Regions from separate parts of the Homo sapiens genome. Here region 1 is linked to region 2. A link is an interaction called in ENCODE POLR2A ChIA-PET data of the cell type or tissue named here. Cell type or tissue: MCF 10A. All regions are shown on one strand. Each heading gives the region's core, and the rest is flanking DNA. Links, peaks and the distances in the headings are about the cores only. Region 1 has its middle 38 kb from the start of LINC00299. Region 2 has its middle 120 kb from the start of LINC00299.

The links. Peaks named below come from ENCODE experiments on the same cell type or tissue, not always from the same donor. Only the 100,000 strongest peaks of a DNase experiment are listed, where the experiment ranks them.
Region 1: POLR2A ChIA-PET joins it to region 2 with 5 read pairs; 2 of 35 experiments call an interaction of 5 or more read pairs at or near these places.

The regions. Positions count from the first base shown.
Region 1 is chr2:8,360,027-8,372,514 of GRCh38, forward strand. No RefSeq gene overlaps it. Among named protein-coding and RNA genes, the nearest start is that of LINC00299, 38 kb to the left of the region's middle. In MCF 10A, for the core only: no CTCF peak of the experiment used is centred there; no DNase peak of the experiment used is centred there.
Region 2 is chr2:8,442,481-8,454,968 of GRCh38, forward strand. No RefSeq gene overlaps it. Among named protein-coding and RNA genes, the nearest start is that of LINC00299, 120 kb to the left of the region's middle. RefSeq lists an enhancer at 4,620-5,819. In MCF 10A, for the core only: no CTCF peak of the experiment used is centred there; a DNase peak (open chromatin) is centred at 5,331.

The DNA of each region.
Region 1 (12,488 bases), core at 2,738-6,737, 83 kb before region 2:
TGCTACGTCCAAATCAAACTGGCGGGATTGGCGTCAGCACCTGCAAATCGGTATTGTCTGAGCGGTGGGCAGCTGGAACCCCCTGAGAGTCTTCTCTTGTCAGGGATGAATCAATCATCTCGAAAGATGTCAGCATCTGCCCAAACCATTTTATATTAGAATAAATGGCAGATGGTGGTGTTTTTATATTTAATCAGTTCCACCAAATGCAGTTTCATCTCTTATAAAACGAAACCATCTGCAGCATGTAGGTGCACAGATCTTGCTACATGCCCACCATTGAGCCCTTTCCCTGAAAGGTAGAGCTAGACATGCGAACATTGGCTGACATTAGGCACAATAAGCCCAGAAATCCTTTAAAATAAAGCCCCATGTTTTTAATAAATACTTGCACGTAATCATACTAAATATTTCTGATTGATGTGCCTTCCATATGCAGTTTGAAACAGAGGTTTTCCTTTCATGCCCAGCATAGGTTTCAAACATTTCTGGAAGTCTCTCATTCTAAAATGCCTGAAAATATTCTCATAACAAAAAGGGTCATTTTTTTTGCCTGTGAATCTTCTTTATAAGCATTTTATCTTTACTTTGACATGAATTCTTTCAGAGCAGGTTGGCTATGGCTGCCACAGTAGTCAACTTCACACACACACACACACACACACACGCCCCCAACAACAATATAAAATATCATTAACACTTACATTTGTGTATCACCATTTGGGTGGGTTCTGACCAGATGTAAAAAAAAAAAAAAAAAAAAAAAAAAAAAAAAAAAAAAGACCTACTTATTTCAAAATGCTGGCAGATGGAACCCCTACGTTTTGGCCACAGAAAGCAGCAAGCAATCTTACCACCAACAGGACTTTCTATGCTTTATTTCTCCTAGAAGTGGAAGCCAGGGTCAGCATAACGGGGTCCCGAGAGGGAGCTCTGTTCTCACCACGAGTGCTGGCTGGGACCCCTCTCCCCAGGATGCGGAAGGCTACAAGGCTGGGTGATGCGCTCAGTGTATTTGATCCCGCTGGGAATGGAGGAAGCAGCGTGCTTTTCCCATCAGACTCGTATAGTCAGCAGGTGAGACGCCATTCAACCTGACGACGTCCTTTTATTATTGTTTTGAATTTTGACCAGCTCCAGCCTCTCAGAGCCCAAATTCCTGAGCTTGGCCTCCAGAGCTCTTTCGACCTGGCCCCAGCCTGCTTCACTCTCCAGCTCTGCTTCCTGAACTGCCCATCACAGACATGTTCAATACATCTTATTTTATAAAATAGATGTCCCCCAAATCCCCCCAAATGAATCCTCATCGATCTGAGACTCAACATCTGTTTCCTATAAATAGGTGTCCCGGAACCTGCCACGTGCAGTCTACTTGTTGAAGAAACAGTCTCTTACCCATTCACAGATGTTCATACAGAAATTAGGACATAAACTCTCTTAGAATATAATGCTAGAAAAGATAGGTATAACAGTGCCTACCCGAGCAGAGAAATCTTTATTGCCCCTGAAAAACTGATTTGCTTTCAAATGTCAGATGGTTTCTCTCTTTGCCCTGGCTGCCAGGAACCTCAGAGTTGAATGTGATGTCAAATCCTACTTACTATTACCACCCTCATGTTTCACCCTCTGCTTCCTGCTTTATTCCCCAAAATTTCTATTTTATCTTTGTTAAACGTAGCGAGTTCTCATTATTGCTACCCTTTGGGTTGGTTGATGTTCCATTTGTAGGTATATTATAAGGGCATGTGTGACTGAGTATTTCAAGATATAAAAAAGCCTCAGATGCTTTTGAAAATAGAATCATATAATAAAATTCAAAGTTTTAGATCTGATTTCTTTTAACCTGGGTATGTGTTTTATGAGAGTGGGGATGGGAGAAATTAAATTCATTTTCTTTTGATAGTGGCAGTGAGAGGGCCCTGATATGATTTGCGTGTTTGTCCCCTCTAAATCTCATGTTGAAATGTGACCCCCAGTGTTGCAGGTGGGGCCTGGTGGGAAGTGATTGGATCATGGGGTGGATCCCTTATGAATGGCTTCGCACCATCCCCTTGGTGATGAGTGAGTTCTCGCTTAGTTCACGCGAGATCTGGTTGTTTAAAAGAGTGTGTCACTTCCTCCCCCGCCCTCGCCTCTTGCTCCCATTCTTACCATGTGATGTGTCTGCTCCCACTTCACGTTTTGCCATGATTGGAAGCTTCCTGAGGCCTCATCAGAAGCAGATGCTGGCACCATGCTCCCTGTACACCCTGTAGAACCATGAGTCAATTAAACCTTTTTTCTTTGTAAGTTACCTAAATGCCTCCAGTATTTCTTTAAAGCGATGCAAGAGCAGCCTCACACAGGCCGTCTTTAGGCATCGGGAGTCTGTCCTGATTCCTGGGCATGAGCCGTGCAGCTCAGCAGGTGATCTTCTGCACACATTGAAGGGACGAGAAGGCAGCCAGGGATCAAACAAGCTGTGAGGGAAGAAATGTGGAACAGGGAGATAAAACTCCTTTCTACTGGGAAAACAGTTTTGTTCAAACTAAATAGGGAAGAAAAGAAGGAAAGGAGAACGTTTGGGTTGGGAGGAACTGGTAAGTGTTTAACCGATTGGATGGCAAACAGGTCTTTGAATTCATAGTGACTGCGCTTTCTCCCTGGAGGACTCCATTGTGACTTCTGCCCAGCATCCCTGCTTTCCAGCTTCATCCAGTGAAAATCAGCCAGAGAATCTCATCGCCTTGGCCACAGTCAAATGAGTACACCTGTGCCCAGGACAGACCATCGGAATCCTTCCTTGGAATCTGATGTAAGGATACTTGGAGGAAAGAGCTAATTTTTCTCTAAGTGGCCTCCCCTGGGGTGGGAGGCTGCTGCCATGTCTCTTTGCCTAAAGGAAGCAGATTTGTAGGCCAACATAAAGAAGCTCAAGCTCACAGAACCTGAGTTTCTGTCACTTGCATCTGAACGAATTCTGACTCACATAGTCTCATTTTACAAGTCAGGGGAGAGAAGCCCAGACAGGCAAAGGAACTTCTTGTGGCCACCTAGCAAGGGGTCTGGGGCTCCCAAACTTGCTCAGGGCCATCCTAGCTACACCCTGCCACTCATTTCCCCTGTGTGGGCTCGAGGTAACCAATGCCCTATGTTCAGAGTTCACTCCCAGGAAGAGGAAAGACCGCAATCTTCAATGAGTTCCCTCTCAGTCCCCTTCATCCTTGTTCTTTCCCCTCCTTTATCCTAAATTCACAGGGAAGAAAAAAAAACTACATGACTATGCATTCTCTCTGAAAATCTACCAAAATTGGGAACTCAGCCATTCCCCTGAGCCCTGCTCCCGGCTGGTACCCGTTAAGACGTTTCCATTTTTTTCGATAAGAACTTGCGTGGTGAGATTCCACATGTGTTTGAACAACAATTCATGTTTGTCTCAGCCTCCCTCTTGCTGAAAACCCCCAACTGCTTTGTGAAAATGATACTTGCCATTCTCTCCATGGAGAAGAGGAAAACAGAAGGAAGCAGAGGTGTTTCTCCCAGGTCCTCTATCACAGCTACACAGAGAAGCGACGTCTTGATTCACACCATGTTGGAGGCAGCCTTGGGATCAACCCCTGACCTAAGCCCCATTTAGTGACCGTGCCAGGGGGGTGAGTTACTTCCTGTCCTGAGCCTCCTTTTTTTTTCACCCATAAAATGGAGAGAATAGGAATGTGATTCAGTGAAATCCTGTATTCAGAGCACCTGACACAGGTCTTGGAACATGGCAGGTCCTGCGTTAATGTTAATTTCCTCCTCCTTCCTGTCTCTGCTGATGAGGAAAAGAGTGTTTCCTGTGATACACCACTCTACCTGCTCCCAAGTAAGCCACACAGAATTATCATATCTTCTCATACATAAATATACATCAGATGAATGGTGTAACATTATTAGCATAATGAATATTCTAATTATGTCTCTAACATTAAAGCTGGCACCAAACATTAATCTCTAGGGAATACCAATTGCCAAGGTTGTAATTACCAACCTGTGATGGGGGGGGAGGTTACAGAAGGGATTGAACTTGTGAAATCAATGAGCCATTACATTTTTCAAAACACAGGAGGAAATCTATTACAATAGAGCATTCACACACACACACACACAACACACACACACACAACACACACACACCACCATCCCGCCACTCTCATATCATTTCTTTTTATATCACGTTACTGAAATGACAGAACAGGTGAGTACCACAAATTTAACTGGTACCTCTGACAGAAGATTTACAAAGGCTAGGAGCTGGCTAGGAAACTTCCCCATATTTCTCTAACAACAGCCCTAGGCAGGTTTTTAGCAGAATAGTCCCATTTCTCACTTGGGAATCTGAGGTATAGAGAGGTTAAGTAATAATAATTGTAACCAAAACAAAAAGTAACACTTTTAAGTGTTTTTTATCAGCAACATTTCCAGAGTGATTTACACAAATTATAGTTATTATCACCCCTGTTGTATTCCATGATACAAACACTTAGCAAAAGTCATTTGGCTAAACTTTGGTGGTGCCAGCGTGAAACCAAGGTTGTCTGGAAATGCTGAGAAACCCTTCCCAATGTCCAAGCTCACACAGGTCCATAGTCAGGAAGCTGTGATTCAAACCCAACTCTGGAATATGGCAAAGTCTACACTCTACACAATCATTTCTGGCATTCAGCAATTAATGTGACACGATTTCTTATGGGTTTCTGGAAAATAAAAGAAAATATAGGTTCAACTGGTTGCCTAACTGAACTGGAGTGCTGATCACAGAATTTCTGGTAAGCCAGGGCAAAGTCCATCCTAGGCATTGTCAGGAACCAGACTTGAGTCAACAACTCAGATGGGAACAAATGAGGTCACAGCTTATAGTTTTAGAAGACAAGAATATAGGCAGAAGAATGTGCAGATGAGGCTAGGGTGCTAACACTGGGGAATGCATACACATCTCAGCCATCTCATCAGGAACATAGGCCTGGCTTTGTCTGGAGTTCAGGGTTTAAAGCCCAGCTTGTCCACATCCTTATTTGTTTTCTGTAACGCACCTGAGCCCGCTCTTGGCCTCAGGCATCCAGGGGCAACTGAGGTCCAGAAGCCTAAGCCTTGAGTGGATATTGTACCTGCTCAGTTAAAGAAAGTGTGTGGGCCTCCATCCACAGGCACCACAGGCGCCAAGTGCTGGGCCAAGTCCGTGTCCCTCTGTGTGTTCAGCGCTGGAGACCACGTGGGGCAGAGCATCCAAGAGCCGGTGCTTGGACCTCCTCTGGGGTTTCAAGTGAGAGCCTTCACAGCCACAGAAGCCACGATCGTTTTTCTCTCTACACACTATGCCTTTGCTTTCCCCAAATCCCAATCAATCCTTCCATCAATGTGCCCATTCACTCAGGCACTCATGTGTTCATTATTCAGTGCGCATCCTTGATAGGTGGAGACGCTGACCCCGCCCCAGCTCTGGGAGTGAGCATGCTAGCCCGGCGTCCTCTGGGGTTTCATGAGGGCCAGGCATGATTAAAGTCCACTGGAATTAAACCTGGATATTTGCTGCTGGGGGTTACATGGGGGCAGCCTGAAAACAAAGTCTCAGAGGAAGCCGAAGCCATGCGATGCAGAGAACAAATGGGTCCGATGACGCCAGCCAACCCAGCTCTCCGCTCCCGACTCCCTGGCACATTTCAGTAGGCAAAGCCAATAAAGCCCTTTCTCCATCCTTTTTTTTTTTTTTTACTTTAAATCTGCTTGAATTAGGTTTCTTGTCATTGCTTCTGGAAGAATCCTGACTTATAAATTAGCCTTCAAGGGCCAGCTCATGGCCCGCTTCCTCCGCAGAACTCTTCACTCGGTGAAAGGAGAAAGCAGCCCCTGCCTGGCTCTATTGTGGATTGAGAGTCATGCTACTGTGTGCTTTCTCCTAATGCCTTCTCAATCAAATGCTGAGCTCCTGAACCAGGCAAGCCTCTCATTTTAGATTCTGGGATGCCACAGGACCTGAGAGTGCTGAGTAATAAATGCTCGGTAAACAGGACTTCCTGCTTGTTTACTGTCTAGCACACGTTTACCCGCTCTGCTTTCATTCAACAGAATTTTTCCCAAAGAAGAAAATCCCTATCTGTCCCCTCACCATCTTTCAAAGGGAATATTCCACAAACTAGCCCTATTCATGCGTTCAATCAGTGGATATTTCCTTTAGCGCTTAGTATGTGCCGGACCTTGGTGCTGGGTACAGGTGGTGCAGGTGTCAGTATGTCCTCGTGGCCTAGTTGGCCAACAAGTGGCCCTCAGTGTGAGAAAGGTCATGGCAAAGGATGAAGATGCTATAAGAACCCTCAGGAGGAAGCACCACCTCTAACTTTGATATGATCTGCCATGTGGCTGCTGATGCAGAACTGGAGACGGGATCTGGATGTACAGACAGGTGGGGATGATAGGAGGCAGAAAGAACTGATAACTTCAGGAAAAATTAGCATGCTGTTTGTATAAGGGAACATATATTGAAATCCATCTGTCATGGTCTCCAAGAAGATTCTGCAATATAAAATCAGTATAAAAATACAAGAAAAAATAAGCACTCACATGACATCATAAATAAATAGGTTTGGCAAATACTCACTGAATTGGCAATTTGTTACCAGAGGCCACAAACTCATGGCTCCCTTCAAATTTTAATTTAAAAACTTACAAATGCAGAGGAAAACATCTGCATTGTATTTCCAGAGGAATACAGCCCTGTGACCCCAGAACCTTATATTCTCAGTTTCCCAGGGAACCAAATCAAAGGAATCCATCTTGATATGCCTCCTCTCTCTGAAATCTTACAGCAAATTCATTCATTGAATGCTTCTAAAACCCTGTATATGTTAAGCAATATGTTAGATGACCACAATACAATGGCATATGTTCCCAGAACTTCTAGTCTGATGGCAGATCGAATCAGGAAACATTGATCACTTGCGACGCACTGTGAACCGATGATCATTTCTATGGAATGCCACAGTCAGTGATGACAGCCTGATAATATTCTGACTGTGCATTGCTTTGCTGTGTATATTGCAATATTTGCCTATCTAACACCTGTGGGGGAAAGGACCATGCTGACCTTTTAGGGTCCTCTCACCACTCTCAGTCCAGATAGTGTGGGTGGGGCTGGCAAGCAGTCCTGACCCCTAGAAAGGATAGGATGCCCAGGCCTAGGCAATGAGAACATTCCATCACTCTGTCCGCAGCCACTGGGTCAAGGGAGAATGTGACCCAATATGGGCCGATTAGAGCCAGAGCATCAACCTTGAGAACGCTAGAGACAAACAGGAAACTGAAGATTGCTTTCCATTGGCTTACTGACCTGAGAGGACAGAAGCCTGAAGTCTCCTGGATCCACTATGTGGGGAGCATGCCCCTGAGTATGAAGCCACGGGAAGGGGACAGATTCTGTCCCAATGATTTCAGTAACCACTGCTCTAGTTCTGCTCACTGGAACCAGATGGTTCTGCCCTGACACTTTTCAATTGCATGAACCCACAAATTCCCTCTTTGGCTTAAGCTATAGAAAAGAATTGCTGTCACTTGCAATCAAAACATCTTAATTAACACTGTGTTGAATCCACTCAACTCTGGGGTAATCAATTAAGGTGAAGCCATGTATCTTTTCCTGTGTCCTCCACTGGCCCTTGTCCAGTGCGCCCTGAAGGACCCACGCAGCAAGTACTCACTAGGAGGACGAACAACCCTGATTATAACTTTACAGGGTAATTCACACCATGTTCATGGAGCAGGACCCATATCCTGGTTCAAAATATTCTATATTCTAGCAAACAGGCATCAGTGACTGAGTCTGGAGGCCATAAAGTTGTTCTTAGCTTTGTGGTTTCTCCCCAGGGCAAGCTGGCTCTGGGAAACTAATAGGTTCAGATGAAACTCACAGGAGAATGATTAAAGCAGATGGTAATTTACTAATAACCACAGTAGCTGCCAGTCATTGAATAGTTACCATGAGACAGACTCTAGCCTAGACATTTACACATCTCATCTCTGTTGCTGTATTATAGGCTCAGGAAAGAAAAACAACATCCCTCATCCATCTTCTCTTTCAGAAAGGGTCATGACAGCCAAGGATGGCTTTGCAAGCAGATGCCATCTGCTGATGCAGCCGAAGCAGCAGGTCCCTTACTTGCCGAGGCCCCTTCCACGGCCCTGCATGCTCTCCTTGGAGGGCATGGAAGGAAGAAAGGAGGGCACGGAGAAGGAAGGGTGCAGCTCTGCCCCAGCCTGGGGTCTTCCTCTTCGCCCTGGCGATGGTCCTGAGCATGGGGCAGAGTCGATAGGCTGCAGCGCTGTCTCTACACCACACCAGTGTCCAGCCCCTGTCTCTGACCCTAACAGGAAGAATCTGAACAAGCAGCTGCTTTGGTCCTGCTCCGTGTTTGGAGGTATCACACCCAATCTCACTCTCAAGGGCCAACTCACCCCCAACAACGGCGGAGGTTGGAGGGCAGGGTGGTGCATGGACCTCGCTAAGCAGCACCAGCCACTGAGGCAATAGTGTGACAGCCTATGCCTAGTGAGACCCACAGTTGACAGTTGCCCAAGGTCATCTCTGGGAAGCAGCTCTGCACAAGCAAGAAATGGCAGGGGCGGTCCCAATGACCGCAGTGAAGAGTCCTGCAGGTGAAGGGGACTTCCCTAAACAACCGAGAATCCACAGCAAGCTCCACCAGCCATCCCTGAAGAAAGACTGAATTCTTCCCACTCACTCAAAAGGAAATAACCTTACAAAACTGTTGTCATATGAAGAGGCAATCACAGGACATGAAGCCAAAAATCTGGAGAAAAAAATATATACTATAGAGGTGTGTTGGGCAGCTAACTAGCAATAGTGTGCTATTTGTGGGGGGTTCTGTCACGACAGTGATATTTGTCAATTTTTAAATTTGTCGTGTTTTTTTCCCCATTCTAAATAAATTTTTATGCCCATTCCTCATTGTGTATTTAAAATCTGTACTTTTAAGAGAGCACCAAAAATTGTACAAGCTTTTGACTCCACACAACCTGGATGTACCCTTGGCTTTGAGAAATCCGACATCAAAAGTTAACTCCCCATTCCCCAGCATGAGGCCTACATCTGTTTTCTTTATCAATAGAAATGCATCCCTTATTTTTAAACCTAAAGGGGGAATACTTTTGACTACTTTGTTTTTTTATTTTTATTTATTTATTTTATATATATATATTTTTATTATACTTTAAGTTCTTGGGTACATGTGCACAACCTGCAGGTTTGTTACATATGTATACATGTGCCATGTTGGTGTGCTGCACCCATTAACTTGTCATTTACATTAGGTATATCTCCTAATGTTATCCCTCCCCCCTCCAACCACCCCACAACAGGCCCTGGTGTGCGATGTTCCCCTTCCTGTGTCCAAGTGTTCTCATTGTTAAATTCCCACCTATGAGTGAGAACATGCGGTGTTTGGGTTTAGCCTAACAAGGTTGATGAAGGTGAGAAACGCCAGTTCAGTACCTGGAATTCACCCCTGGGGCTGCAAGAGGGTGAGAACCCCTGACAGACAACCAGTCAGAAGGAGAAGTGGAGGTGTCCAAAGAAAACGTGAAACTATTCCACGGTTGTATACAGGATCAGTGCTGAGGATAAGAACCCTCTTCCCACTACAGCCAGCTGATTAACTGCCAAGACAAACCTGGACTCCACCTAATCCAAAGCTATCAAGTGGTGGCCATTTCCAAGTTTCCCTACTCTACGTCCACCCCCAAACCCACTATCACCCAAGCCTGGGTGGCTTTCTGCCCTGATCTCCGCCATCAGCCACTGGCCTCTCCTTTCTGCCGCGTTTTCCATTTCCTCCTCCCACCCACAGCGTGGGAGGGAAGAAACTCCCAAACAGAAGCCACCTTAATCCTACTGGCCTTCAAGTTTAATTCCATGCATCCTCTCCAGATAACCTCAGCCAGCACCCATCAGCTTCCCTAGAAATTGCCAAGTCTGAGCTTCTGTTTATAAATTCCCCCCCCAGCCTGCAAGGGAATGCTCTCTGTCCTGGTCTTCCCGATCTCCTCCCTCATTTGCCCAGGGGCTATCCAGTCCTCTTCTTGCACAAGCTGGACATGTCACCACCTCTCCCACCCCCTCGTCAGGGTCTCGTATTGGTCCAAGAGTTGCCACACAGAATTTGAGTCCCTCTGAAGGCCCCCATTCTCTGCTTAAGAAGTAAGCCCCCAAACAGATGGATGTAAAAAATCAAGGATGCAGAAACACTCCATAGAAGCTGGTATAACTAAAATACTTAATTCATTGATGTGTCTCAAGAAGGGAGAATTGATAAAGCCATGGACTTAAAAAAAAAAAAAAGTGAACTCTGCATGCTTGTAATGCAGTGGCCAGCACATGCCCGATGTCCCCTGGGAGAGGGCCAGGCTTGGAGTCTGTTGGGATACCCCGGAGCTGGGCTATCAACTCCTCTGGGAGGAACTCCCCAGCAGATCCACCTGCTGCAAAAGCTCCTTGTGAGAGCAGACAGATGAGGGGGCCACTTCCTCAAGTGGGCAAGCAGCTGCCAAGAGTGTGATTTAAAGGATGCTATGAAGACACTGTGCCCCAAACATCTCCCTGCTATGCCCCCCAGCACACCCTGGCTGGAACTAAAGTCCCCATCATTGGAGCTGCAGGCACCCAGCCTTCTCAGTTACTGAGCAGATAATGCATAGATGTCTTCACTGACCTTCTGGTCCCCAGAGCCTAAATGCAGGTGAGGGGTAAAACAAGCACATTTCCTGCAAGGACAGGGTGGGGCACACACAGAGTAGGATCTCACTCTGTTGCTTACTTCTGTTCCTTCCATTTTCTCCCCTCTGCCATGCCACATTCCACACAGGATTCAAGGCAGCGCCAGGCCTTTTCTGGCCTCCACCATCATGAGCACATCCCAGGGGTCAGCATGAAGAATGCTGTACCGGTCCCTTCAGAAGGTGACTGAGACCCAGTGCCGAGGGAGCCAGAAGAGGCAGGAAGGACACAAGAGCCACAGGGGCTGTGCTAAAAGCCAAAGGCTAAGATGGCCCAGGCCATGCCAGGGAAGGGTTATGAGAATAAAGAGATGTTATTTTGCAAGTCTCATCCCATGCTTTCTGTATGAGCCACCTCTGCAGAAGACCAGCCACCCCTTCTTATCTCCACTCTACCTCAAACCAGCTCCTACTTTGCCCCAGCAATTACTTCCCTGTATCATCACTTTACACATCCAGTTCTCTACTGCCTGGCAGTGATTGTTGAACAAGAAAGTTATGAAAGCCTTTTAATGATTTTAAAGACACATTAAAAATGATAAAAGGTGGAATCACCAAATATTTGCATTCATGGCTATACTATCATTTTGTAATCTAAGAAGTGTATATTTAATTTTTAAAAAAGAAAAGTCTGTTAGGAGAATATAGCATTGAATAACTGTAAACACTCCCCAGGGATTTGGAAATGAATAACATAGACCCTCTCTCTTTTTTCTAAAGAAATTTAGTAATTATATTGCTGCGAAATGCAAACTATTCGATATACTATCTGGCCACTGAAATTCAACCAAGAGACACTAACAGTCACCTGCTCCCTTTTGGAAGGTCTGTTACATTTCTACCTCCATAATGAGCGGATGTGTAAATGTAAAAGAAAAAAAAGTGTTGAGGCCACAGTTATGTGAAGCTCCTCATCCAAGCTCTTCATGTAAGCAAATTACAGAAATCATTTTCCATCCAAGGGTCGAGGCTAATGCAATAAGCCCGAATCAAATACGACATGGAGAAATCACATATGCTGATGCTAGATAAACAAACTAAGCAAACTTTAACTTACCAAAGAACAAAGGGGTAAAATGATATTGAAGGAAGGTTATGTAATTTCTGTGTTAAATATTGGATAAGGTACTCACAAGCAGTTCTTTACACATGGCCACAGACTCACTTTTGCATATGATGCTATTCACATTGAAACATTAAAAATGCTGTGGATACTTAATATATCTCTGTAGTTTGTGTAATGACATTAAACTGTTGTACTTTCTAATTATGCTATTTTTAATTTTTATGCAATAATCATGTCAGTCAACCCAAAGATCCTAACTCAATTAACTATACATAGAGAATATTCCTGAAAATTTTATCAAGATTTTGACATATTTAGCACCACCTGATGGTACAAAAGAGAGATGGGAATGGGTCTTAATATTTGAACCACAGAAAGGGAAATTATGTCTTATTATATTAATGTATATGTTTTAAAACACAAAATATTTTGAGAATTTTAGGATGGGGCATCAATTTAGAAGATTTTCATGTAAAATCTATCAAAATTATATTTATATAGAAAAAGGAAAACTGAGAATAAGAATTCACAAATCACATCATTATTTCTTCATATCAAAACATTTTATTTGATAATCTAAGTTATAAAGAATAACCCATATACAATTATGTATTTAAAAAAA
Region 2 (12,488 bases), core at 3,201-7,200:
AAGGAGGAAGCAGAGAACAAGAAAGTACCTTGGCAATTTAGAATCTATTTGTGAATATTAAACATTCAGTATACAGGTTAATTAAAATTTGAACACAGCTAAAGACCAAGTTACTAAAGACCAACAGCACAAGCTGCAAAAGACAGAGAGAAAGAAAATATGAAAGGAAAATGAAAATGTAGAGAAGCTAAACCCAGAAGGTTCAATATCACCTAATCTATCTCCAGAAGCAGATAACAAAGTGCCAGGAAGGATGAGTTAAAGGGCGTTTAAAAAAGACCTACATATGTCCTGTTAACATTTCAGAACCCCAAGGCTAAAATAACAACTGCAAATACTTCTAGAAGGAAAAAAGAAACCTATAAAGAATAAGAAGTAACTCGGCCTCAGATTTATCAGTAGAATGTAATATTAGAAGACAAAGGAATAAAGCATTCAAAAATTATAAGGGAAAATTATTTTGAAACTAAAATTACATTCCAAACTATCAATCAAGTGGGGCAGTGGAAAATAAAGATATTTTAAGAGTTGTAAGACTCAGAAAGTTTTACTTCCCTTTCTGGGAAAAAAAAAAAAAAAATCACAGAGCAGTAAATACTCACCAGGTACTTTTCTTAGCACTTTTCATGTATTAAAACTCCTTGAATCTTCACATCAACACTATGGCATTATTAATATCCTAATTTTACAGATGAGAAAATGTGGCACAGAGAGGGTTACACTCTGTCAAAATGAAGAAGAAGCTCAAGGAAAACGATGCTATGCAATTTAACTCATGGTGAACCACGGAGGAGATCAATGATAAGAAATCTGAGATTGACAGCTATACCCTGTGCCTAGAAAGCAAGTGACCAACTAGAAGAGAAAGTAGGAGGGATTGGAGAAAAAGGCCTTCAAGACAGAAGTGAATCCAATTACATATATTATTTGATTAAGAACCTGGAAAGTCTAAAAGATGCGTATGTCTCTTCTCTCAGTGGTTAGAAAAAACAAACAAACAAACAGGAAGCAAGAAATACCAAGGTGGGGGGTAGAGGAGATAGCTCCATAAAACATGCATGGACCAAATATGAAGCAGATTTAAAGGTGGCCTAGTTTTGAGGAATGGTTGTAGTTTTAAGAAAAGTAAAAATACGGCCGGGCGCAGTGGTTCACGCCTGTAATTCCAGCACTTTGGGAGGCCGAGGCGGGCGGATCATGAGGTCAGGAGATGGAGACCATCCTGGCTAACACGGTGAAACCCATTCTCTACTAAAAATAAAAAACAAATTATCCAGGTGTGGTGGCGGGCGTCTGTAGTCCCAGTTACTAGGGAGGCTGAGGCAGGAGAATGGCGTGAACCTGGGAGGCGGAGGTTGCAGCGAGCTGAGACCGCACCACTGCACTCCAGCCTGGGTGACAGAGTGAGACTCCATCTCAAAAAAAAAAAAAAAGTAAAGTAAAAATACATTTAATCTTGACCCTTGGAAGATTATCCTTCAAATGGCACTGTTCAGTGACATAAAAGTACTTTTGTTTTGCAGTGAAAATTTTTAAATAATCATAATAAAAGAAATGCTATATTTTAACTTTTTATTTTTATCATAGATTTTAGAAGCGTAGAAAGTTTAATTATAGTTACTGTAAAACATACACATATTTTAAATCTTAATGATGTAAAAATAATGGCATAGCCAGCCAAAAAGGAAAGAGAGGTAGGATGTATAGGGATGCTAATTTTCTCACCAACAGATAACATCTACAGTTGATGGAACTACAACACCAAAGGTACAATCCATTAAAGAAATAATTAATAAGGTAGACTTCATTAAAATTTTAAAAACTCTTGTTCTGCAAAAGATACTGTCAAGACAATGAGAAGACAAGTCAGTCTTGGGAAAAAACACATCTGCAAAAGACATGTCTGATAAAGGACTGTTATCCAAAATATACAAAGAACTCTTAAAACTCAACAAGAAAGCAAGCAGCCCAGTTGAAAAACAGATAAAAGATGTGGACACTTCACCAAAGAAGATATACAGCTGGTAAGTAAGCATATAACATCACGCGTCACTAGGGAATTCCAAATTAAAACAATGAGATACCCGTCGTAATAGGTAATAACAATAATGTCCACTATTAGAATGGTGCAGATCTAAAGCTGAAGGGTCAAGAAATAGAGAAGCATATTACTTAAAGTTTACAGATAGATTTCACAATAAATATAATCAGCAAGAATCAACATATGAAAGAGAGATGGTAGAGTACGGAAGGGCCCTACACTCTTTATCTTTCCTAGTGAGGAGTTAATATACACTTTCCAAAGCTGATTGATCAAGAATAAGGTAAAAATAATTTGAGATGAAGTTATGATGATAATGTCTAAAACAATTGAAAGCAAAAGTACTTATCTTTGGGGCATGGGTGTCCAAGAATGGGGAGATGTCTAGAAAGAGACTTATTTTGTATCCTTCTGTGCTGCTTGGATTTTTTTTAATAGTGTGCATGTAGTGTTTTTATAATTTAAAAAGCAATTTTTAATCATCAGTAATTTTTCTGTTAGGGAAGAAAACAGCTGAAGCATGAAGTTTATGGAAATTTTTTCTAGAAGCTTAATAGATGTCAATAACAAAGCATTGCTGAAAATAATGAATTTTTGAATTATGAAATGTCTTTAAGTTTTTCTCAAATTGCAAATCTCCCTGAGGGTGTTCCTCCAAGTCCTACTTATCAGACATACTACTAAGTTTAAATTATAAAATTCTTACCTGTAATTGAAGCCAGCTGCAACCTTTTTGACAAGGACTAATTGCCGATAATGATTTAAGTGCTGCAAATTCACATGCCACAATTGTTTTAAATAGGGGAACCTCTCACAGCTTTCTCTGAAAAGAACTGTTAATCTTTGCTGCTGACTTATCAAATCCTTCAGTCACCTGTTTGCCATCATTTTCACGAGCTGATAACGTGTTTATTCGAGTCCTAATGTGCAGGTGGAGGAATAAAGGTCTCATTTGATGGCACTGGAATTTCATCTAACATTTCCACATGGAAAGAGCTGGCACAAGCCTCAGGTTTGGCTTAGCAGAGAAAGACAATAAAGGCATGTATTTTTTTTTTAATTTGAAGCAAATGAAAAGTGAGCATTTATTTAATGTCAATAACTTTAGATGACAGAGCTGGGTAAAAGCCATGACCTGTAATGTCCCTTTAGCCTGCTGCAAATCAAGGATCCCTGGTGCTGAACAACAGCCAGGGGGCTGCTACTGGGGATGGCTCCTCCTCGCCCCGCCTCCCTGTCTCCTTTCACTGCATCTGATCTTTTCTTCTCTTCCTCAGCATTGTATCAGTTCCCCTTGGCTGCTCATTGCTGGTTTTGGAGGCACTAAATTGTTACAACCTCTGCTTGTTGGGTAAGGAGGAGTTTGGCAGCATATATTCAAAAGTTAACACAACCTTTCTCTTTGCAATTCTACCACTAAGGATTTATCTAAAGAAAATAATGGATCGGCCTGGCTCGGTGGCTCACTACTGTAATCCCAGCACTTTGGGAGGCCGAGGTGGGCTGATCACCTGAGGTCGGGAGTTCGAGACCAGCCTGACCAACAAGGAGAAACCCTGTCTCTACTAAAAATACAAAATTAGCCAGGCATGGTGGTACATGCCTGTAATCCCAGCTATTCAGGAGGCTGAGGCAGGAGAATTGCTTGAAACCGGGAGGTGGAAGTTGCAGTGAGCTGAGATCGTGCCATTGCACTCCAGCCTGGACAACAAGAGCAAAACTCTGTCTCAAAAAAAAAAAGAAAAAGAAAATAAGAATGGATCATGTGCAAATTTCTAGCTGCAATGATTTCAATTAGAGTATTTTTTATAATGCTGGGACACTGGGAACAATCTAAAGGGTCAGCCATAGGGGGCTGGTCTGATGCCTGAGAGCTCAGACACGGGAAGGATGTGCATCCACTCAGGATATCTGGGCTCCATGGCCTGGAAAACTGTTGCCAGAAAGGGGTCCCAATCCAGACCCCAAGAGAGGGGGATCTCGTGTAAGAAAAAATTTGAGGCGAGTCCATAAAGTAAAGCAAACGCAAGTTTATTTAAAAAGTAAAGGAATAAAAGAAGGGTGGGATATGTAAGGGAACTCCATAGGCAGAGCAGCCCGAGGGCTGCTGGTTGCCCATTTTTATGGTTATTTCTTGATGATATGCTAAACAAGGGGTGGATTATTCATGCCTCCCCTTTTTGGACCAGATAGGGTAACTTCCTGACATTGCCACGGCATTTGTAAACTGTCATGGCGCTGGTGGGAGTGTAGCAGTGAGGACGACCAGAGATCACTCTCATCACCATCTTGGTTTTGGTGCGTTTTGGCCAGCTTCTTTACTGCAACTTGTTTTATCAGCAAGGTCTTTGTGACCTGTATCTTGTGCCAAATTCCTATCTCATCCTGTGACTTAGAATGCCTTAACCTTCTGGGAATGCAGCCCAGTATGTCTCAGCCACATTTTACCCAGCTCCTATTCAAGATGGAGTTGCTCTGGTTCAAACACCTCTGACACTTACAAAGGTATGACCTTTAGCCAATTGCTTAAGCACTGTCAGGCTCAAATTCCTCCTCTGTCAAATGGGAACAACAGCACCTAGCTCACCTGATCACTGGGGAATTAAAAGGTCTCAGGAACACAAAACACTCCACATAGTGCCTGGTCTGTTGTCAATATTTGATAAATGCCACTTAATGATAATAGTGATTATAATAAGGCTAGCAGTAATATTAAACCATAACAATCATGTTGAAGGGGAAGATGGACTGAGGGAAAGAAATATCCCTGTGGGAATTCAAGTCAGGAAACAAAAAAGTAGCTGTTCTTGAGCTCGTTCAAGTAATACATGCAAAATAAAAGACAAATTATCAAAGTAAAAGGTTAATGGGGATTATTCCTGAGTGGTAGAATTATGCTGATTTTCTTTTCTTTTGGATTCTCTGTATGTAAAACTTTCTACAAAGAAAGTATTTTACTTTACTAATTAAGAGATAATTTTTTTTTTTAATTCCTCCCTTAGGTGACCGCAGTTCACAGAATTTCAGAACCGGAAGACACTTTAAGTACCATCTACTCCAACCTCATCACTCTACTGATGAAGAACCAGAGCATCCAGAATGGAGTGCTGTCCCCACTGGATCCTGCAGGGAAGGACCCCCAGAGCCCAGGGGTCCCCACAGCCTCACAATGTAATTGGAATTAGACTCAAGGCACAGTCATCTGGGCATCTCCAAGGACTAGATCTTGGTTCTCTCCTTTTATCCCAGATATGTGTCATAGTGCCTGGCACATGGTAGGATGGCAGTAAATATTTGTTGAATGAATACACATATGAATATGAGTCACTTGTGCTCCCATAAGCGTTAGAAGACAAGCAAACAGCTCTGAAAGCAGCAGTTAGTCTCCTGGGGGTATCTGAGAAAGCTTCCTAGGAAGGAAATAGCAAAATCAGGTCCCAGAAGGTGAGTTCAAGTGAGTTCTGTCAGAAGCGTCTGAACCAGAGTGACTCCATCTTGAATACAGGCTGGGTAAAGTGAGGCTGAGACCTGCTGGGCTGCATTCCCAGAAGGTTAGGCATTCTAAGTCACAGGATGAGACAGAAGGGTGGCACAAGACACAAGTCACAAAGACCCCACTGATAAAACAGGATGTGGTAAAGAAGCTGGCCGAAACCCACCAAAACCAAGACAGTCATCCTCAATGCTCATTATATGCCATTATAAAGCATCGCATGCTAAAAGACACTCCCACCAGTGCCATGACCATTTACAAATGCCATGGCAATGTCTGGAAGTTACCCTACATGGTCCAAAGGGAAGAGGAACCCTCAGTTTCAGGAAATCCCCACCACTTTCCAGGAAAACTCACCAACAATCCATTGTTTCCCATATGATCAAGAAATAACTATTAAAATCGCCAACCAGCAGCCCTCAGGGCTACTCTGTCTAGGGTACTCCATTCTTTTATTTCTTTGCTTCTCTGATAAACTGCTTTCACTTTACTCTGTGGACTTGCCCCAAATTATTTCTTGCATAGGATCCAAGAACCCTCTCTTGGGGTCTAGATCAGGACCCCTTTCCGGTAACAGTTCCAGACCAAGCAAACAGCCATGGAATGAAAACACACTTGGAGTTTGGGGAAGAGGCTACCATCCTCATCTGGCAAAACCTAAGGTCTGTGCAGGAAAAGGTGCATGCAAAGAAGCAGGAAAGGAGAAGTGGCCAGAATGGACTTCCATTCTTTCATTTATTTCTAGGCCACCTTCCAGGCCAGCTGGTTATTTGTGAGAATGACATAAAATACATTGCTAATAGCTGAAAATGGTTTAATGTTTTTGTTTTTTTTCTGTGCAGGTAACATTTTCATTTTCACCCCCAGGGCCTCTCTGACTTCACCCCTCCTCAGGAGAGAATTGCAGGTAATTAGGGCTGTCAGCGGGAGGGATCTCAGGGTGGGATCAAATCACCTCCCCTGACAGCTGACTTCCCCACCTGCCAACAGCCCACCAGGGAGACCATAAAAGATAACCCCACACACGCCCTGCCAGCAAGCACCCAACCCAGCCCAGTCCCACCCTCTCCAACAAACATGCTCCGGGGGACAATTTTATGATGGATTTTTTTCATTTAAAGCTAATCACATTATCCATTTCATCTGCTCTTCTGTACCTCTTACAATTAAAGAGAGGTTGAAAGAGATTTAAAAAAAAATACAGCCACTGATTTCCCAAGACTTGATTTTTCACCTCTAGTCCCCGTTCGTAAGCGCTTAAGACGTTACACTTTGTTCTGCTGGAACCCATTATTTCCCTGGGAGACTCGATGTCTGCTTTGATAGGAGCAATTTATCACCCTGGCGAAATCATGCTACTGTTTGGAAGGCAGGACCAGGATTTATGAATCCTTTTTTACTGAGAATGAATTTAATTCCCAGGGGTGGAAGTGGTATTAAAAGATTCAGCCTGCTGCACCTGTGGCATCTGAGAAGGTGGCTTCCAATATGAGTGGCACGTTCACCCCTGTCCTGTGCTATGAAAGCCTTCACCTTCCTAATGGAGGAACCTTGATGAGGGCATGAAATTCAATTCAGTTGGGTGTGAAACAATGGTTGTACTTAATAATGAATTCAAAGCAATAGAATTGACTTGCACAGCATTTTTACTCTATTTTTAGAGTGTATGAGTTTTTAAACTATTATTTATTGAAGATACTTTTTCAAAATATCCATTTTTAAAAATTTTTAAAGCACCAAGCCAAATTATTGATCTATTGGGGCCAATTCCTTCTTGCAATTTATAGTGTCCAGTTTCCTTCCATGTGTTATAGCCCAGGTAAGACGCCACAGGGAGCACACTGGAATCACCTGGGGAGCTTGACAAGCTATTGATGCCTGGATCCAACTCCAAAAGGGTTTAAGACAATGTCTAGGTACAGTCTCAGCATCAGGAATTTTGTTTAAGCTTCCCAGGTGATTCTAATGTATTATCGAGTTTGAGAACCACTGCTCTAAGATAATAAGTTTGGTATTTTTGAAACGAGCATAGCAGTTTCAAATTAAACATCCTTCCTGCAAATGGTCATCAATTTTAAATGAACCAAGCATGACTTCCTACACTATTTCATTGATCTAGTTGGTAACTGGAGAAATATGTCTTACATCATCATGAACAAATGTACAGTTTCCATAATGAATTGTCTTTACTGTCCTTGAGCTTGTGTGCAAGTCAACAATTCTTGCTAACAGCGGTACTTTTGCTCTATGGATTATTTCCAACCCATCAAACAACTTCCTTGCATGACTTCAATCTCATGCATTACTATTGGATATTAATTCATTGTGCCCAATAATGGTCACTCTTTTGTGCCCGCACCTCTACCCATATTCTCTGCTCCTCACTCATCGCCCACCCACCCATCCATCTAACCTTCCTCCACTCCGCCCTTTGTTTGGCACTGGTATTACAATGACGAATGAGACAGTCCCTGCCTCAAAGGAGCTCACAATCTGGTGCGGAAAGCAGACAAGTCAACAGAAACCATAGGAAAGCACGCCTATGCCATGCAAGAAGTGAGCTGAGGGTCGCAGGGAGCACCAAGAGGGGCCTCTCATGCTGCAGGGGGCAGGGAAGACGGCCGTCCCCATCACAAGAAGTACTGCCATTTGCACAGTGTCACTTTTTGTGTCACTGAACTCTTAAATTATTTATTGATTGTCAGTGTATAACACAGGGATAGAGAGATGCCCACAATAGGTATGTATTACCTGATTCTCTTTGCATCTTTATTCAGTCTTTCCTTGGAACTAAATAAGTATATGCATTCAACAATTAGGTTAATGGTCCCCGTCTTCTTTGGCACTAGAGACCAGTTTTGTGGAAGACAATATTTCACAGACCAAGGTGAGGGGGATGGTTTTGGCATGATTCAAGCACATTACATTTATTGTACACTTTATTTCTACTATTATTACATACCTATTATAATGTAGAATCAGTGGGAGCCCTGAGCTTGTTTTCCTGCAACTAGACAGTCCCATATGGGGGTGACGGGAGGCAGTGACAGATCATCAGGCATTAGATTCTCATAAGGAGCAGGCAACCTAGATCCCTCACAGGTGCAGTTCACAATAGGGTCCGTGCTCCTATGAGAATCTAATGCCATGCTGATGTGACGGGAGGTGGAGCTCAGGGAATGCTCACTCATCCACCACTCACTTCTGCTGTATGGCCCAGTTCCTAACAGCCCACAGACTCATACCAGTCACTGGCCCGAGGTTGGGGACCCCTAAATTAGGACATTAGTGAAAATAGGGAATATCAGGATTTGTGCACCTTCTGATTTAAACATGTTTCTTTGTTTGGGGGTGACGTATGTACCAAAGACTCTTCGTTTTGGTCTGGCTGGTTCCATGGTTCTTTTGAAAGTACAAAGCTTATACCCAGGCACACATGGCCACACCAGGAAGGCCGCGTGCTTACTGGCTGTCATCAGGGTCAAGAATGCTGTGATCTTCCTGGGGCTTCCTTTATAAACATCATTGACACTGGGGATTTCTTCACATCAGAAGGTCAGCACATGATAAAGCATGTGCCTATTTTAAGACCAAATGCAGGACACTGGAGAACAGAAGATAAACACGAATATCAAGAGCTCCTAGACAGTCACCTAGGAGAAATGCCACCATGGAGACTCGGGACAGCATAGGACAAAGTCACCATGTCCACATACTTGAAGGAGCTGAATAAAAAGTCAACACAAAATGGGATATAAATTAAATGAAAGGATCATGGGAGGGTCAGTCACATCAACAAGGGGCCCGGGGCTCACGGCATGTTTGCCTTTCTCTATTTCAAAGGAATTTGGGGTCTGATTTTAATGTTATGATCTCACAAAGTTGGAACTGTAAGGGATATTAGAGATAATTGACCCAATATTAACTTATAAATGGGGAAACTGAGGCCCGGAGAGGCAGATCCATGGCTGAGGCTGTGCTTGGAGCAAAGGTCAGAGACAGGAACTGAAACACTCAGATGCTTCATTGCCAGCCCAGACCTGGCACCATCATCACAAAAGGTCGACCTAAAACCCCTCCCGTGACCAAGACCTCTACTTCCCAGTGCCACAATGACAGCAAACCCATTGGTGGTTAACTCAGACATCAGCTGCAAATCTTGGCCTCCAGATTTGTAGAAGAAACATGGTTTCTCTATTTTCACGATGACAAATTTCATCTCAGAGTCTCGTTAAGCTCCCAGAGCACCTGGTGCCAAGACAAGGGGGTGCCGCAGTGGGAAGGCATGGAGGGAGCATCTGTGGTCCTGGCCCTTGGTCACTATCATCTATCAGTGGATATATTTTTGTTATCCACAAAAATGTTCTCCTTCCATCAGGTCTCAGGGGTCCAGCTCATGCCATTAACTGCTACGTGCTCCTGTCCCAGTTATGGCCCCCTTCAGGTGTCGCAGCCCCCAGGCCTCCCTGGGGACAAGTCACTACTCTGCCCTGTGCTTGTCTGCAGGTGGGTGAGAGAAGGCACAAGGAAGAACCTGTGATATGAGGGACTGCTCCAAGCCTGTCCACCTGAACCGCCAGTGAAACAATTCCACCTGCTGCCACCTGGGAGACTGAATTAAGGCTCCTTTCCTAAATCCTACCCAGGGAACTTCAGCAGTGACACGGCGTTTCTGTCCCCCAGGAATCCTCAAGCATGTCTAGGGTTTCAGTGGGAACCCTCCATTACCCCCTCCAACAGAGGGTTCGGCACTGGCCAGGGTCTGTGCCTGAAGACAGAGCCTTAGACACCTTCTCAGAACTTTTCTCCCCTTCTCCCATCTCTAGAATCTTTATTTAATCTCAGAGCAACAAGGAACAAAAACTGGCTCTGTGCTAGCATTCTTCCAAATGTATTGCTCATACCCTGAGTTCTTCTGAAATTCAAAAGCCAGGTTGGGGTTCCCTGTGCTGTTTCCTTACATCTTCCCTGTGGCAGTGAATGCTTCGCTCTCCAAAGTGGGGAGAAGGCTATGGAACAGCAGGGAAACCAGGAGAAAGAGATTATGAGGAATGATTGAAATAGACTCCACCTCACCAAGATCAAAGTGGCAGCACCTTGGTGGGTGGATGGCATTGCTTGTTCCTTGGCCGCACCTTCAACACCACACCCAGTCAGGTTCCAAATGTCAGTTCCACAGCGGAGATTGCCACAAGCAAGAGACACTAGAGAATTAGGACCGGCCACTGCCCTAGCAGGGACAGAATGCAGCCAGCTAATGGTACGGCAGCAGCGTTTCACCCTGAGGTCCACCACAAGCTGACTTCTCTCTCAGCCATGTCGTCCTTATCTGTACAAGGCAGAGAGCAAAATCTACTTTGCAGTATTCTCATAAAGATTGCATTTAGGGGAGGAATGTCCTGAGCAAGGTGCATGTGTGTGATTGTTGCAGGATAAATAGCAGCCATTGTTGAGATCTTTCTCCTCTGTCACTGCTCACATCCTTTAAAAGAATTGTGAAATTTTGATCTGGCGTCCTTCTGGGCTTACCAGCTGGCATGGTATTAATGAAGAGACACTGGGTCATAATTTTGGTCACAAAACAGGCCATGTGGGGAAAGATGTGTTTGAGAGAAGCCTATATTTATAAGATTATCTGGAAAATGTGAACAATTGCTAACGAAAGCGATTTGGCAAGGGCATAAATGACTCAGGCCCGTTCCCGTTTCTAGAAAAACAACTCAGACCACTTTGTCTCCCCAAGACTATGAATGTGGCAGTTGCTGTGAGCTGCAGCCCATGATACATGCTGTGCAGACCAGGGGTCTCCATCACCCATCGCCCTTCCCTATGGCCACACTGAATCGGCACATGCTCCGGTGACTCACAGGTTCCCAAGCCCACCCCCCAGAGCTCTCAGTCCAGAATTATTGCCATAAAGGGATTCATGGAGGAGAAAGAATTTCAGAAAACATCTTCAGGACTTGCACCTGAGAATGCAAGGGCATTCCAAGTGAGAACAGGTGCAGCCTGGCGGGCCGCATACGCGCTTCCTGCTGGAGACATCCCAGCCTGACCCGCTGCCCGGCACTCACTCATCAGAAGCACATAGCACGCCTCCGCCCAGCCCTTGGCTTCATTTGGGTATTCCAGAGATTTTCCTTTGACGAGTCATGCTACACTCGGATACGCATGGAAACTGATACAACCGCCATACTTTCCATTGTTTTATGTTCAAAGAGCTGGGGGTATGTTGATTGATAATCTCCTAAAGCTGCATTTCATATAAACTTGGAGCTAGTACTGACTAGACCTAGACCAACACCTCCAGGAATAGGTTGCCCTTCAGTGCAGCCCTTGCCAGGGTAAACAGTTTATGATACCGATGTTCAGATCCAGTTTCTTCTAAAACACAACCCAAGTTTCACTATCCCAAGCTGTCTAAAGACCTGGAAGCTCCCATGAAGTTAATCAGTGATGCCAATGTGAATCCACTAAGAAATGGGAACCCCAGAGCACACATTAGCAAAGGGTGTCCAGTCAGTCTCGCAGTGAAACAGGTCAATTATATTTTCTCCCTCACTGTCTCTTTTTTAAAAAATAAGAAAATTCCAAGTCACATACCAATAGCTGGATTAAGATATATGGCTCAGCCAAACAACACAGCAGTGAAATGACCGCCGCAGGCCCTCACCACATGGGCTGTGCCTCCCAGCCCCCATCCTAAGTGCTTCACTTACATTCACTCATTCAACCCTTACACCCACCCTGTGAAGCTGAAACTGTTATTATCCCCAATTGGCAAAAGAGGAAACCAAGGCACAAAGAGACTTAAGTCCTACAACTAACGATTGGCAAAGCCTGGTTCCAGCCCAGACAGTCCAGCTCCCGACTCCACATTTTTGAACACAAATATTCAGGACGTGCAGCCAGACAGCCCCAGGTGGCAGGCCAAGGATGACAGAGTTCCAAAGT